Linked DNA regions of Homo sapiens: region 2 is linked to region 1. Evidence: read pairs that join two places in POLR2A ChIA-PET (ENCODE). Cell type or tissue: PC-9. All regions are shown on one strand. Each heading gives the region's core, and the rest is flanking DNA. Links, peaks and the distances in the headings are about the cores only. Region 1 has its middle 7.9 kb from the start of GBP5. Region 2 overlaps LRRC8D (leucine rich repeat containing 8 VRAC subunit D).

The links. Peaks named below come from ENCODE experiments on the same cell type or tissue, not always from the same donor. Only the 100,000 strongest peaks of a DNase experiment are listed, where the experiment ranks them.
Region 2: POLR2A ChIA-PET joins it to region 1 with 5 read pairs; 2 of 35 experiments call an interaction of 5 or more read pairs at or near these places.

Annotation. Positions count from the first base shown.
Region 1 is chr1:89,278,511-89,282,916 of GRCh38, forward strand. It overlaps the pseudogene LOC100421401. Among named protein-coding and RNA genes, the nearest start is that of GBP5, 7.9 kb to the left of the region's middle. In PC-9, for the core only: no CTCF peak of the experiment used is centred there; no DNase peak of the experiment used is centred there.
Region 2 is chr1:89,858,899-89,863,304 of GRCh38, forward strand. The region is part of intron 2 of LRRC8D (leucine rich repeat containing 8 VRAC subunit D); the gene reads left to right. Among named protein-coding and RNA genes, the nearest start is that of LRRC8D-DT, 39 kb to the left of the region's middle. In PC-9, for the core only: no CTCF peak of the experiment used is centred there; no DNase peak of the experiment used is centred there; H3K27ac peaks cover 2,605 bases.

The DNA of each region.
Region 1 (4,406 bases), core at 111-4,110:
TGTTAATTGCCTGAAAAAGCCATGGAAAAAGAAAATAATAAGCTATGAATGTTCCTTGGGGTCCCTAATCTGCCATGTAAGAAGTCCACCTACCCTAAGACTGTCATGCTGAAGAGACAAGACCAAATGTAAGCACTATAGTTGATATTCACAAATGGGCTCAAGCCTCTAACCATTGTCAACAAGGCCACAGTTATGTGAGTGAGGCCATCCCGGCCCACAAAATCAGTGCATCTGTTAACGAAATACCCAGGATCTGCAGCTGGAACCATTTGGAGTTAAAGCGTCACCCAGTCAAGCCTAACCTGAGTTTCTGACTGGCATAGTAATGAAATCATTGTATGTGTTATACAATATTGTAGTTAACTGCAATAAAATATTTTTTATTTAAAGCCACTAAATTTTGATGTATTTATAAGTAGCAATATGTAACCAGAGCATGGGTAAGTATAATTTACCTTGACCACAATAAGGAACTAGAGTTGTTTTTAATTTTTTGGAACACAGGGCATCGCTTGTTTTTTTCAAGCGATGAAACCACGGTAGCAGCAACCATAGGGCATCGCTTGGTTTTTCAAACGATGAAACCACAGTAGCAGCAACCACCACAGTTAAAAAAAAAATGAAGGTAACTTAAGGGTTTAAACTTCTTAGGGTGAGGTTTGGCTCAGTTTACAAACAAATTGCAACATCCAAAGTGCTGCCTGAGGATTAAAGAAATCTCAAATAAGTGGTGCTATGGTTTGAATGTATGTGTCCCTTCAAAATTTATACACTGTAACTTAATACTGAAAGTGATAGTATTAAGAGGTAGGCCTTTTAAGAAGTGATTACATCATGAGCACACCACCCTCACGAATAGGATTAGTGTTCTTATAAAAGAGGTTGAAAGGGGTGCCCTAATCCCTTTTGCCTTTTTCCTCATGTCAGGACACATACATTGCACCATCTTGGAAGCAGAGAGTGAGCCTTCACCAGACATCAGATCTGCTGGTGCCTTGATCTTGGACTCCCCAGCCTCTAAAACTGTGAAAAATAAATTTCTCTGATGTATAAATGACTTAGTCTGTGATATTTTGTTACAGCAGCATGGAAGGACTAAGATAAGTGGTATAAGAGGCAGATGAAAAAGGGATAAAAGACTACAAATTGGGTACAGTGTATACTGCTGTGGTGATGGGTGCCCCAAAATCTCACAAATCACCACTAAACAACTTACTCATGTAACCAAATACCACCTATTCCCCAAGAACTTATGTAAATAATTTTTCAATGACACATGCCATAAAAAACATTCAAACCCCTATAATTAAAGAGTTCAGATGTCTTCATAAAAACAATCAATCAAAGTCTCAAAATCTGCTCTTGTAAGCAGGAGATAGTTTTTCCTACTAACCTTTTGTTAAATCTCAACAATTCCCAGCTGATAAGACCTTGAAAGAGATTCTATGATGGGCTGTCCCACTGGAGAGGGCAAGTGGATTGAATGATATTATGAGTTGGACTGTACTAGCACTCCTTGTATACCACTTCAAATGTATCATGGATCTACTTCACACTCCAGGTTCTGTTATTGGAACCAGTCCTACATGGGCTGGGATAAGCTTCATGCTGATGAGCACTTTGCTTCAGTCCAGTGCCCTGTGGCATTTATTTCTTGCCATGAGGCTTTTCAGATCCTGCAGCACAGATCTCACACTAAAACACACTTAGCACTCATTCTCTCAAAAATTGAAACATAAGCCAAACTTTATCAATAAAAGATGAGAGCTGATGGATAAATTCTTTCCTTTCTCAACTTGTTGGGGGAATGGTTCTGAAATACATTCTGTAACATTTCTCAAGACTCCATTTGAATTGACATCTCTATCACAGCAGTGCTGAATTGATAACCCATTCTTTGATTGACTTTCCTTCCTTCCCTGTTTCATTCTATTTCTCATTTCTGCTCCGTAGAATCATATTCCCACTTAAGCCATCTACAAGCAAGCCTTTATTTTGGGCATTTCAGGCTATGCTTTGAGGGAAATTAAAGCTAGACAACCAGGAATTTATTATTTTATATATCAGAATACCAATATTAATCAAGTTTATTAAAGTGAACTTAGGGTATTCTTTTATTCCTACTCTACTTTCTGTTTGCAATTTATTTCACTTCTAGTAACAATTTGGATTCCATACTGGACATCTATGTACTTAGTTATCTAATTATATATATATTATATATATATAATTTTAATATATAATATATATAATTATAATATATTATTTATAATATAATTATATATATGTAATATATATAAAGTGACACCTCTACTTTTAAAATAGACCCAGACTCTGACCACTTTTTGGCCCCTTTCCTGCCACCTTTCCAGTATGTCACCATTATCTCTCATTGAGATGATTACAGGAAACGCCAATATGACTCTCTGCTTCTATTCTTTCTCTATTTCAGCATTTTGTGTGGTTCTTTTTACATCATAAGTTAGATAACGTAATTGCAATGCCCCAAATTTCCCAATGACTTGTAAATCTTTAAAAGATCCTTAAAAACGAAAGTCTTAATATTGGCTTAATAAATCTTTCTCCTAACCTCTTCTGCACCTCACTTCCTACTGCATGCTGCTGCCTTCTTGCTGTTCCTTGACAGGATTTGTCCTGTCCAAGATGTTGCACATGCTATTCATAGTACTTACAAAACTCTTCCTTCAGATATATACTGCTACTCACTCTCTTCTTTCAAACGTTTTCCCATCAATGGTGTATGGTATCTTGTATGAACACTCAAATTCATAAACTTCTCTCTTCCTCTGACTCAAATTTTTATTTCTCCCCTCTTTTTTTCCATAGGACTTATCATCATCTGATGTATTTTGCTGATTTATTTATTTATTTATATCCTCTATAGCTCCTTTAGAAAGTTTCATGTGATGGGTCTTTGTACCTGTTTTGTTCATTGCTATTATCTCTAGCACTTCAAATACTACATAGTATAAAACAGATACTTAACAAATACTGTTTAAATGAATTAACAAATAGGTGAGTAAACAAATGACCTGTGGTATATTCAATATTTGTAAAATATGACACAAATTCAAGGTAGAGACTTAACTCAGTTACAGTCTCTAACAGATCATCTCCCCGCTGACCACAGTTCACTAGTACAATGGTGTGCACCCAAACCAAGCTAATATAGTGGTGCTTCCTCAACTTAGGACAAGTGATTTGGACTCTTAATGATATGAGAAGACTGGTCAAGCAAACATACAAATATATACTTAGACACATGTAGTAAATCAGTAGTTCAGAAGATCCTGACTAAGCTAAGCAATCAGGATAAATTTGCCAAATTGAAGAAGAGATCATATTGGGAGCAGGACAGCTATTTAAGGAGTTTTAAGTCATATCCTATATGAGAATAGATGTACCTTTGCTCTGATTAAAAGAGAAGTCTCTCCTGATAAAAGGAACATCTTGTGAACACTAACATGGTGAATTAGTTTGTTTTCACACTGCTGACAAAGACATACCTGAGTCTGTGCAATTTACAAAAGAAAGAGGTTTATTGGACTTGCAGTTCCATGTGGCTAGGGAAGCCTCACAATCGTGGCAGAAGGTGAAAGTCACATCTTACATGACGGCAGACGAAAGAAGAGCCTGTGCAGGGAAACTGCCCCTTATATTACCATCAGATCTCATGAAACTTATTCACATATCATGAGAACAGCATAGGAAAGACCTACCCCAATGATTCAGTTACCTCTCACCAGGTTCCTCCCACAACATGTGGTAATTCAAGATGAGATTTGGATGGAGACACAGCCAAACCATATCATCTGGTCTCAAAAATGAAAAGATGCAATTATTTGGATATAAAATCAAAACAGGTACTGAATGAGAAGAATGAATGCTGCTCAAAACTGATTAATGTTAAGAAAATTAGATCAAGAAATTCTCCTCAAAAGCATAGTAAATGAATATAGACCCACCATGAAAGAAAACACACAGAGAATAAATCCAGGAGGTGCATTATCTGCATTATAGGAGTTCCAGATGGAGGAATAGAAGCAAAAGGATTCCCAAAAATAATTAAAGAATACCATAAGAACATTATCTTAAAAGACATATTTATATCTATCCTGGTGCAGTTTCCAAAGTCCAAAGATAATTAAAAGTTTTCCAATGGACTATTATTTACCTATAATGTAAGGAGTATCAAGCTTCTCATCCCTAATGCTATAGAAAACATGATCTGGTGATGTAGAATTTTATTATTATTATTATTATCATCATTATTTTGAGATGGAGTCTTGCTCTGTCACCCAGGCTGGAGTGCAGTGGTGCTATCTTGGCTCACTGTAACCTCTGCCTCCAGTGTTCAAGTGATTCTCCTGCCTCAGCCTCCC
Region 2 (4,406 bases), core at 247-4,246, 580 kb after region 1:
AGAATTAAACATTTTGACATAAATAAAACAATTAGAAAACTTTACAAAATAAATGTAAAAAGAATTCATTCACAATACACTGATTATTACAGCTATGTTAAAGTCTACAATTGAACACAAAATATAAACAATTGTTATTTAAGGGATTATAAGTAAATTTAATAAATTTTCTTTACAAAATTTTTGGTGAGATATCTTATAAGAAGTAGAGGGGTCAGAAATCAAATTTCTGGGATGCTTATTAAGATAAGCTTGAAATGTAATTGAATTTTTAAATTCGCATTACAAGTCATAATAGTAGACTATTCGGTAAATGTAGGGAGTAATGGTAGGTAATAGCAAAGCTAGGTAATTTGACTCTTTTTTTTTTTTTAAGCTCATTTTCAAATGAGAGACTCCATACACGGAGATAGTAGTGTCGAACAATGATAAAAATTCTAGGAGTTGTTACTATCTTAACACATTTATCTAAGCATTTACCTATGTTGCCTTGGTGCCTTTGACTGCTGACATTGCACCCTTTCGTCTGTTTTTAACTTGTCGAAATTGTTGTTATAACATTTATCTGCCTCTGTTCCTCAGGTATAGCTGTGAAAATAGAAATGGTTCGGGGTTAAGGATTGTGAATGGGAGGAAGAAATAATCCTCTCATTATTTTCAATACAGGGAAAGAGGATTATTTGTAACCCTGAGCTTTTACCCCAAAAGGACATAAAGTATAATAGGTGATCTTTGCTTTTATAAATGTGAACCATAATAACTACTCTTGGGAAAGGATTGATAGGCCCTATTTTCTACTTGCCTTTTCATCCATTTATTTTGTGATAATTCCTCTATGTTTCCTAATCATTTGCTCTTTGAAAAAAGTGAGAGCTTGTGATCAGTCCTGCACGGAAGCCAGTACACAATCTAGGTATTAGAGCAGTGCATTGACAGAGAGGCTACCTTCCATTTTGTGCTTCCAAGAGGTGGTTGTAAATAGGAAAGTGAAAATTGTTAAATGACAAAAATTACTTTGAAGTAAATTTCTCTGCCTGTTTTAGAACTTAACTCTAGATGAAGAATCAGTATATTTTGGGGGGCAGTAATAGTAAGACCAAAAAGCAACGTTTTTACAGCAGTGTCAGAATATCTATTTGCCAAGTATTATTTCCACTTTATGGATGGGGCCTAAAAGCCAGATAGTTTGTTTGACTTGAAGGTCACTGGTTAATGAGCCTTTTATTACTACGTAGGTTTTCACCGGTGCTGAGCAAGAAAGCTTACAAATCTCCTACCTAAGGCATGCTTATATCCGAACCATTCCAAGATAAAGAAAATGTACAATTTAAGCTTTTCTGGAAGAAAGGAAAACCTCAACACTTTCTGATCTCTCTCAGATCAATAGCATTTTAAACTAAATCTTTTATGCGAAAAGTTAATTAAGGCAACTCCAATTCCTTTCTTAACAGAAATGGTTTTACATCATCCTCCATGAAGTAACTAACCAAAGACAGGCCCACCTTCATCTTTCTCCTTAGTAAGTTTATTGATCCCAGGGCTCTTTACTCTTACACGTCCAATTTTAAAATGTACACGTGGCCGGGCACAGTGGCTCACGCCTGTAATCCTAGCACTTTGTGAGGCCAGGGCGGGCAGATCATGAGGTCAAGAGATCGAGACCATCCTGGCCAACATGGTGAAACCCTGTCTCTACTAAAAATAAAAAAATTAGCTGAGCGTGGTGGTGCGCGGCTGTAACCAAAGCTACTTGGGAGTCTGAGGCAGGAGAATCACTTGAACCTGGGAGGTGGAGGTTGCAGTGAGCCGAGATCACGCCACTGCACTCCAGCCTGGCAACAGAGCAAGACTCTATCTCAAAAAAAAAAAAAAAAAAAAAAAAAAAAAATATATATATATATATATATATATACACACACAGACGCATTTTGTACGTATTTTTAAGATTTTCCTTGAAATTCTTTTTAACGTTCTCCATTCCCCCTTTTAAAGTTACTTAGAAGGGCTGTTATAGGAAACCTCATTTGCTGCAGATCTGATTATCTTCTGGGATAAAGATAGGTAGAAGTTGCAGGGAGACATACTTTAGGTTAATGCAAGGAACAAATCAACTTCAAAGCCATGCAGAGCTGGGCTGAATTGCTGGGTGCTGTCCAGGGCCTTAGCATCAAGGGCACTTTTGAGAGTCTGTCCATCCTTGGCCAAGGGAGTAGAGAGATTTGAAACTTCATGGGAGGGTGGGGCAGAGATGCTCTCTAAGGTTACACAGTGTGTACATACCATTCAGTCACAAGCTTTGTGCTAGAAAAGCCCATGCTTAAATACCACCTCTGTCCCCTGCTAACTGTGTGACCCTAGGAAAGTAAGCTAAATTCACTAAGCCTCAGTTTCCCCCTCTTTAAAATGAGGTCAAAATGATAAGAGGATTATCATGTGACTTTAACATACATAAGGCACTTGGTTTAGTTATTCCTTCCCACTGACTTTGTGATTCTATAGTTTTTCATTCTGTGCCTTTTTTCCTTTCTTTCTTCTTTTCTTACTCTCCAGTTCATTCATTGTAGAGCCATTAATGGTTTTTTCACCTTGTATTGTCCTCTTCTTTATTAATACCTGTGCCTTAGGGCCTACTAGTGGTGCCAGGGATTCCCTGAGCTCCTTTGGTAGCATCACTGTCCATGTCACATATCTGGACAAGTCAGCGAAGAGGTATTGGTCCTCTGTATCCTTTGGACTTGGCATATGGGCATCCCTGAAGACTTTTACAAAGCCAAGATTCATTGCTACTTTAGCTTTCCTGTGTTGTGTACTATAACAAGTTCTGCTCCATGAAAGCATCAGATAGCAGTTGGATATAGATGGAGAAAAAGGTTTTGTACAGGGACTTATGGATGTAGAAATCTATGCTGGTAACATTTATTTTTTCTTCATCTAAGTTTCTGTTTTTGGAGCCAGGCTTCTAATTACAAATAATTGTATTTGACAGAGAAGAAGAATATCAGATCCTGAAGGGCCAGAATGATTCATCCTCTTTAAGGGGAACATGTAACATAACTTTGGGGAATAGCTATAGATACTAAAGGGGCAACATAAAACAGTTATTGATTACAAAGTGTATGAAGACCCAGTTGCTTGGCAGAGTGATATCATTTAGAAAAGTGGTAGAATCTCATTCGTACACACTTCATGACTAAAAGAGCTGGTTATACCGTTAGATTGTTAAAGCTAGAAGGAGGCTTTCAGGTCACTCTATGCAGCGATTTTCTTCTATTAATAATAAAATGGAGATCAGAAGAGTGAAGTGACTTTTTCCTTGAAACATAACTCTTAATACTAAAAAAGGCAAGTCAGGGAGATGTGGGCCCTAATTTTGTTGTTATTTTCTTACATCTAGTGTACCACCCTGACTCCAGCCTCTGGACCTGGGAGTCATTTCATTGTAGCTCAAAGAAGGCTATATATACCCTGTTAGCCCATACTGCTTACTAAGTTGTTAATGAAAAAGTTATTGTTCTTCATAAGAGATCCGTCTTTTGTCCATGGTAAATGATGTTATGAAATTTTTGGTTTATTTGGTTGTTCTAGGTTAGGAATAATTGAAGTAGGCCAGTCTTTGGACAGTTTAGTTCTCCTGTGTTTAGCACTTTTTGTATTTCTTCTCTGTGCTGGATGTATTTATGTTTTTCAGTCTTTCTGTGAGTTAACTCTAGGAGATGGGTATAACTGTATCCATTTTTGTCAGATGATAAAAAGAGGCTTGAAATGCTTAAACAACTTGTTCCAGGTTATACAGCTTATAAACTGGAACTGGATCCCAGGTGAGTTTTCCAGAGCACATGTTCATAATTGCTGTCTTTTTTTTACATTTCCTGCTTCCCTTACTACCTGAGTATTGGGGGAACAGGCTGTGGAACTGAAGATTTTACTGTAACAAATGATCCAAGGAAGATCATCTGGCCTGACCCCTTGGCTTCCAGCAGGAAGGGTGTTTTCTCCCGTGATTTCATGGATGAGATATTCAAGGCCTTGTTTTTATTTATTTTTTGGTTTGCTGTTTCAAAATAAAAAGGCTTTTAGTTCTTTGTTATTATAAAAGTAATAAATTCTCATATAAAGAAAATATAGGAAATAAGGAGAATTAAAAATGACCTTTGTAGTTCCCTAGTCAGTTGATGAAGAGTGGATTCAGATAGCTGTATCCCCTCACTAGCCATTTGACTTTGGGCAAGTTTTATAGCCTTTTCATGCCTCAGTTCCCTGTATGTAAAACAAGAATAATAATAGTGCCTGCCTTATATAGTTGTTATGAGGATTACATGGGCTCTTATTTGTGAAGCATTTAGAACAGTGACTGGCACACAGCAAGTGCAGCACAAGCATTGGTTGGATAAAATAAAGGGCTGCCC